Regions from separate parts of the Homo sapiens genome. Here region 2 is linked to region 1. The links are chromatin contacts, found by Hi-C or POLR2A ChIA-PET in ENCODE. All regions are on one chromosome and are shown on one strand. Each heading gives the region's core, a stretch centred on a gene start or an enhancer-like site at or near the end of the contact. The rest is flanking DNA. Distances are from core to core; before and after follow the strand shown. Region 1 holds the start of ARMH2 (armadillo like helical domain containing 2). Region 2 has its middle 130 kb from the start of RIPOR2.

Region 1 (3,749 bases), core at 770-3,269:
GTACATTCATTGATAAGTTGAAAATGAGATGTGAGATAGATAGAAGCCAAGGATGAATCTAGAATTTTTTACCTGAACAACTAGAAGGATGTAATACCATCTTCCAAGATATAGAAACTGAGAGGCAGCCAGTCTAGGGAGGAAGACCTGGAACTCTGTTTTGGACATGTTAAAACTGAAAAGCGTCTTGGACATTCAAATGGGGATATCAAGCTTGTGACTGAATACGAGTCTGGAGTTCAGGTGAGAAATCCAGTTAAAGATATAAAATTGGAGCAGGCGTAGTGGCTCATGCCTATAATCACAGCACTTTGGGAGGCAAAGGTGGGAGGATTGCTTGAAGCTAGGAGTTCAAAACAGCCTGGACAACATAGTGAGACCCCCATTTCTTAAAAAAAAAAAAATTAAAAATTTGCTAGGTGTGGTGGCCTACAGTCCCTGCTACTCAGGAAGTTGAGGCAGGAGGATCACTTGAGCCCAGGAGATCAAGGCTGCAATGAGCTATGATTGGGCCACTGCACTCCAGCCTGGGCAACAGGGGAACATGTCTCAAAAAAAATTATATATACATATAATTAATATATATATAATATATAATATATATAACTGGGAGTCTTCAGCATATGGGTAATAGTTAAAGCCATAAACTGCTTGATCTTATCTAGGAAGTATAGATAAAGAAAAAAGGACCGGGCATGGTGGCTTACGCCTGTAATCCCAGCATTTAGGAAGCCTAGGTTGGTGGATTGTTTGAGCCCAGGAGTTCAAGACCAGCCTGGGCAACATGGCAAAACCTCATCCCTACAAAAAATTTAGCTGGGCATGGTAGTGTGCACCTGTGGTCCCAGATACTCAGAAGGCTGAGGTGGGGGGATCACCTGAGTCCAGGAGGTCGAGGCTACAGTGGGCCAAGATCATGCCACTGCACTCCAGCCTGGGGGACACAGACAGACCATGACTCAAAAAAAAAAAAAAAGAAAAAGAAAAAGAAAAGAAAAGAAAAGAAGAACACATACAAAGACTGATGAGCCTTGGGCCCTCCAATATTTAGAGGTCATAAGAAGAGGAACCAGTAAAGGAAAATGATGAGTGGCCAGGAGGAGAAAAATTAGGAGTGTGGTATCTTAGAAGCTGGGTGAAAAGTGTTTCAGAGAGAAAGGAGTGTCAAATGTCAAAGACTGACAATTCAATGACCCTGACAGGCAATGTCAGTGGAGTCATGGGGTTGAAATCTTGTTTGGAATTCATCCAAGAAAGAATGAGAAAGACTGGAGATGGTGAGTATAGCAGCTCTTTAAAGAGCTGTACTGTAAAGGAGAGCAGGGAAGTGAATGTGCAGTCGCTGTGGGAAGAAAGCATATGAAGTCAAGAGAGTTTTCTTTCTTTAATGAGAAAAAAAGCACAGCGTGTTTGTTGATAATGCAAAGGGTCCAGTTGAGATGGAAAAATTACCAAGATAAGAGAAGAACCGAAGAGCAACATCCTTGAGTGAGGTGAGAGGAGCTGATTGACATCTACTGCACAAACAGAGAGGGTATCCACAGTAACAGGAGGAAAGACAGAGTCTATGGGTACCGTAGACGCAGATAGGTGGGTGGATGCACTGGTAAGAGTTATGCAAGTTCTCTTTTCATTGCTTCTATTTTCTCAGCAAAATAAGATAAATCTATGATGTAGAGAACTCTCTTTGGGTAGCAAACAAGCAAAAGAGGTAACAATACTATGAAAGATCAATGGAAAGAAGCAAAGTACATGTGGGAATAATCAGACTAGAACGGGCAAGTTCCAAATATACCCTGCCTGAGCAAAGGTTCAAAGACAGTAGTGAGATTCATGCGCATTACGGGAAACAAGTTTAAGTTGAGGTTTTGTACACCAGAGAAATGAAAGTAAAATTGTTTAGTCCAAATAGTAGAAGGCTTTCAATGACAAGCTGAAGAATTTAGGCATATATTGCTTTCCCCTGGTTTGTATATTCCATTCCACAGTGTTGCTAAGTGATGCATTCCAGAGTTCTTGACTGTGAACTCCTGTGACTGCCAGTGGTGTACCTGAAGGACCACTGGCCTTTTTACACAATGGCTAACAGCCGATTTTCTTGTACGCAAATTTGGGTTAAGATGTATGGGTATTTTGCGGGGCTGTGTCGGCGTCTCCAGAAATTCTGGCGTGTCACTGTTAAGGGCTTTTTTGTTAAGAAGAAGGAAAAAAAAATCCCTTCAGCTGAGACTTATTTTCATGAGGAAAAAATTGTTGTACTTGGCCAAGTGTTGATGAATGAATCTCTACCCATTGAGAAGAGAGCTCAAGCTGCCCAGAAAATTGGACTGCTGGCCTTCACAGGTACTGATCTAAATGGCTGTGCTAAAATGAGTGTTTCACGACACTCATTTTATAACACTGTAGTTTAGTAATTTTTCTTAGCTGTAATCTTAAAATTCTGATAACATTTCATTGGATGAGGGATATTTGCTAAGCGAACACAACCAGGTTTTATTCACCTTGAAATACTCACTCTTGGCCAGGCACGGTGGCTCACGCCTGTAATCCCAGCACTTTGTGAGGCCAAGGTGGGTGAATCACCTGAGGTCTGGAGTTCAAGACCAGCTGATCAACATGGTGAAACCCCGTCTCTACTAAAAATACAAAAAATTAGCTGGGCATGGTGGTGCATGCCTGTAATACCAGCTACTCGAGAGGCTGAGGTAGGAGAATCGCTTGAACCCGGGAGGCAGAGGTTGCAGTGAGCTGAGATCGTGCCATTGCACTCCAGCCTGGGCAAAAAGAGCAAAACTCCGTCTCAAAAAAAAAAGGAAAGAAAGAAATACTCACTCCTGGGTGCTTGCTTAAAGGAACCAGGGAGGAGACCAGCAAGCAGAGACCTTCCCAGGTTTTTCATATCACTGCTTGCTTATCAACACACACTTTCTGGTCTTCATGGCAGCAGCGTGGGAGGTGGGGGAAAACGACAGGAAAATTCAAAGTATCCAAAGTATCCTCTACAGGGCAACAAGAATATGAACATATAAGCATTCCAAAGTGTTACTAGCTAATAGATACACCAAATACTTCTGGAAATGCAAATGCTTGTTTTACAGGAGGACCACCTGCTGGGAACTTTGCAGCTGAGTACATGGAAGAAGTGGCTCACTTGTTGCAAGATGAGGAGTTGGCACCAAAAATAAAGATCCTGCTGCTCCAGAGTGTGGCATGTTGGTGTTACTTAAACCCTGTCAGCCAGAAAAGAGCCAAAAGTCTGCAATTTATTCCTATTCTCATTAGTTTTTTTGAAGGCAGATTCGAGTCTACTATCAAAAGTGAAACAAACAGCTACCTCCTCCTTAAATTTTGGACTTGTTACGTTCTCTCTGTCATGACATGCAATAACTTGTCTTGCGTCAAGGAGCTTAAAGACCACAGTGCTCTAAAATATCATTTGCAAATGTTGGCTGCTGAGAATTGGTCTGGATGGACAGAGAATTTTGCAGAGGTGCTGTATTTCCTAATTGGTTTTCATAGGAATTAGTTTCTCTAAATCCAGTTACATGTTGCAGCTCTCTGTGTATTACCCTGGAAAACTGAAATAAACAATAAAAATCGATGTTTTCCTTTGTAGTTGAAGAGTTCTGTATAGATTTTCATACAGTTAACTGCAATAATCAAACTTCAGAAAAGAAATGCTGTTTAAAATTACCTCGTAGAGAGAGCCCATTGAGCTTGCTCATGAGTGTATTCTTTCCCATTAGGAA
Region 2 (3,992 bases), core at 392-2,891, 270 kb before region 1:
CAAATGATTTAGAATATAACATAAACTTAGTTAATAAAACAGTGGCAGGATTCGAGAGGATTGACTCCAATTTTGAAAGAAATTCTACTGTGATTAAAAGGCTATCAAAGAGTATCACATGCTACAGAGAAATCCTCTGTGAAAAGAAGAGTCAATTGATGTGGCAAACTTCATTGCTGTCTTATTTTAAGAAATTGCACCAGCCACCCTAGCCTTCAGCAACTACCACCATCAAGGCAAGGCCCTCAACGAGCAAGATTACAACTCGCTGAAGGCTCAGATGATCATTAGCATGTTTTTTAGCAATGAACCATTTTTTAAATTAACATATATAATTGGTTTTTAGACATAATGCTCTTGCACATATAATGGACTATAGTATAGTATAAACATAACTTTTATATGCACTGGGAAACCAAAAAATTTGTGTGACTCATTTTATTATTTGTTTTCTCGCGGGGGTCGGGAATCAAACCCACAATAACTCTGAGGTATGCCTGTAAATAATATATAATGTATATATGCATGTGTGGGTGTAAGTGTGCATGCATGTGCATGTGTGTGTGTGTGTGTAACTCCAAGGACAAAGATGTGAAGCACTTACACCAATCTATTAACAGGGAGAAGAAAGACAGGAAGGTAATGGAATCTTCTACCTCTTACTCTATATGCTTCTGTACCATTTAAATGTATTACTATAAAGCATTTTTATATTTGTTGTGGAATTAGAAAAACAAAAACATTAGTATATATAACATTGTAAACCCTTAACTCTACCGCTGTAACTCAGTTATAATATTTTTAGTATTCTTTTCTAGCTTTATTAAATATTTCTATTTTTAGTTAGATATTTTATATCTTCTTAGACATCATGTTTTCATATTACTACATGTTAAAATAATTATAATATTCCATATTCTGAATGAGCCATAGCTTCAACTTTTCTTCAATTGTTGACTATTAAACAATCTTATGAAGATACCATCCATATTACATTTTTCATGTTTTAAATTCTTTTCTTGCAAGAAAATTCTTGAAATTGGATTATGGAATCAAAGGATATGAACAATTGTTCTGATGCATCTCAGTCTTCCAGTGAATGTGCAGGCCCATGTAACATGGACAGTCTTCTGTGTTCTACCTAAACATATATTTCCCACGGTGCTCCACAATGTTAATTCTGCAGAAACTACCACTCTGCTGTTTGCAAATGTTACTCGTGCACTCTTTCTTTTCCAAAAATGCCTTCAACACCTTTAAGGGGATAATGTTTTCTGAGAAACAACGAAAACCTTATTCAGTGCCTCCATATATTCTAAAGCATTAACCAAACGTAAGAAAAAAGATATCAGAACTTTGCCTTCTTGTCATGGCCATGTTATTATTTTAACAGCTAAAAATCAAGGTTAGTTGAACCAAAAAAATAGTTAAACTAGAATTGTAAGAATAAGTATTTTCCCTGTGGACTCAATTTTAATTTGAATGGAGAAAATGCTACCTTGAACAGTTGCAAGTAGGTACATTAGGAAACTGCAATGAGCCTATGTTGTCGACAGGTGGCGGAAGAGGACCACATCAAAACCCTGCGGCCGGCACACTAGTTCCTTTTTGCCCCTTTGAAAGCTGTAGCTGTGGACTCCATGAGGACTTCAAAGTAATTAAAGCGGCTGCCTTTCACCTTTTCAAGAGTTTGTTTCATCTGATGTATCTAGGAAGAGAGGGGCTTCCTTTGGGGTCCCAGTGGTCCCTTGGAAGCTCTCCCTTGAGTCTTCACACAGATACCCCCTCCACCCTGTAGCGTCCTGTTCACCCCACTGCCTTGCAGGCTGATGTGCGGCACGCTTCACCGAAGCTTTTGGGTATTTAAGGACACTACAGAGCAGAAGGTTAAAAATTAAAGTTTTATGCTAAGTATGACTTCCTCTTATTTTGGTGAAAAACTAACCTTCCTTCCTTCCTTCCTTCCTCCCTCCCTCCCTCCCTCCCTTCCTTCCTTCCTTCCTCCCTCCCTCCCTCCCTCCCTTCCTACCTTCCTCCCTCCCTTCCCTTCCTTCCCTTCCTTCCTGAATGAGATGGAAGATCTCACTATGTCTCCCAGGCTGGCATCAAACTCCTGGGCTCTATCAGTGTTCCCACCTCACCCTCCCTAGTAGCTGGGACTACAAGCATGCCCCACCACACCCATCTCTAAGGCTCCCTTCACAGGAGGGTGCTTTGGGATGCACACAACTCCTAATCATTATTTCCTGCTCTCAAATCCAGGCCTCTTTATAGGGAGAGGGAAAAAAATGTATCTCTCCTTCCTATCTCACCCAGGCATTCTTCACCCAAGATTTAGGAGACCTCTTCCACTCAAAGGAACTCATCCTAGGACCTCATAGGAACTCATCCTAGGACCATGCCTGTTCCTAGGCAGTGCATTTCCAAATGAAATATTCACACTAATAATTCCTCAATGGCTTCATAGATGCAATCAGCCACCACCTGTATCACTGCAAGACCCCGGGGTCCATGGCTGAGAGGGAGGGAGCCCTGCTGGCTTTGGACTTCAAGGCCTCCTGGCATCCAGGGCAGGCAGGTACACTCTTAGTATGGCTGTCTTAGAGATCTTCCCATGGCTAAACATGCAGGTGAAGGTGGACTCAAACCCACAGACCTTTGAGCAATAAATGTTTATTTTCCCAGAAAGTTGTCTCCATTTTTAGGAAGGAAGGGATATTTTCCTAACTTGCCAAGCAGAGGAGTTCAAACGTCACTTTATTAGGCAAAGCAATGTTATTTCTTGTGTTTTGAAGTCACTTCTCCCCAACCACCCCCCGAGCCGTTTTTTTTTTTTTTTTTTTTCAAATTATGCATCTTTAGGCCAACCAGGAATAGGAAAGGGGCCTATGTCTAAGACATTCATTTCTTAATGAACATTCCCTTCAGTACACAAAAGCTAGACTCCCTTAACTTTGAAATGCCATGTTGTAGGGGGTAGGTTCTTAGGGTCCTCCTCAGCCTCAGCCTGTGGGCAGGTGGGAGTTGGGTAGTTTTGTTCTTTCACTTACATAACTAAAAAACCAAGATGGGAGGACTGGACGCTCTGTGTAACCACAGATATCACGCCATTGAAGGGTGCAGTCCGAATGAGAGAGTCTCATGTGTTAATAATTATCTGCTACTCACAAAATGGTAGCCCTGCCCAGTAATCCAGCTAAGGAGCTAAAAAGAGAATTTTTCATTTTTGAGGCATGGACCTACCCCATCTGGACCTGTGGAGAGCCTGTTTCCATTAAAACAGCATTTACCAACCTGGTCATTTCAGTAGCTGTGATTGGCTCAGGTGAATGAAACTTAGCAGTAAAAATTTTCATTTATCTCTTTTGCATGGAAAAACCTTTAAGACTGGGGTAAATGTGCTTCCACAAAATAGGTCAAGTAAATTCTTATAAGGCCAAGCAATGAAGCAATGTTTCCAGGGGCCTCAGGCCAATAGTTCTGTAGGAAAAAAAAATGAAAATATCAGTGGCCTCGCAAGCCAGGAACAAACATTTTGTTGCCCTCTGGGTAGATAGATGTTATTAAGCATTAAGTTCAACTAGACATTTGGGACTCAATGATTAGGGCATTTGTGACCATTGCAACAGTGAGTCCCAGCTGCCCGAACCCCACCAGCTAAAGTATCCACAGCTCTGGTGCATCTCTGTAGAACTTACAGTGAATTCTGGAAATGGTACATGCCTAATAATAATTATGTTATCATTGTACACTTTTTTTTTTTTTACAAAGTGTTTATGAAGACAGACATGCTTCAATAACATTACCTAGGAAATGTAGCATTTGCGTTCCCGCCCAGAAGAGAACTATTTTGAGCTTGGTTGGGTCCCATCTGGAATTGACTTTTCCCATTAAAAGGACAAAATACTAAACTTTACTCTTATTTCTCGCTAGTGACTTGGGGCAGAAAAGAGGTAACTGGAGAAAAAGTGTCCTGATTAAGGAGAAAGAGC

Evidence for each region. A loop is a pair of places that touch in the nucleus more often than their neighbours do. ChIA-PET counts read pairs that join two places held with the same protein, here RNA polymerase II (POLR2A). Pooled maps may share reads with other maps.
Region 2: a pooled map shows a loop between it and region 1 (2.8-fold over the local background). The contact joins the enhancer-like site here to the promoter of ARMH2 in region 1. A Hi-C loop is called at or near these places in 1 of 168 maps with a recorded cell type or tissue (HepG2), 2 of 37 single-sample maps with no recorded cell type and 11 of 50 pooled maps. POLR2A ChIA-PET finds 5 or more read pairs at or near these places in 5 of 52 experiments (AG04450, GM10248, Panc1 and 2 more).

The regions. Positions count from the first base shown.
Region 1 is chr6:24,797,187-24,800,935 of GRCh38, reverse strand. ARMH2 (armadillo like helical domain containing 2) reads left to right here and starts at 2,019. Exons shown (of 2, transcript NM_001282492.2): 1 at 2,019-2,343; 2 at 3,099-3,601. The coding sequence starts at 2,079. The coding sequence ends at 3,526.
Region 2 is chr6:25,068,525-25,072,516 of GRCh38, reverse strand. No RefSeq gene overlaps it. Among named protein-coding and RNA genes, the nearest start is that of RIPOR2, 130 kb to the right of the region's middle. Within about 2 kb of position 1,641, at least 6 of the 41 ENCODE cell types and tissues checked have a DNase peak (open chromatin) inside an H3K27ac peak, as active enhancers do.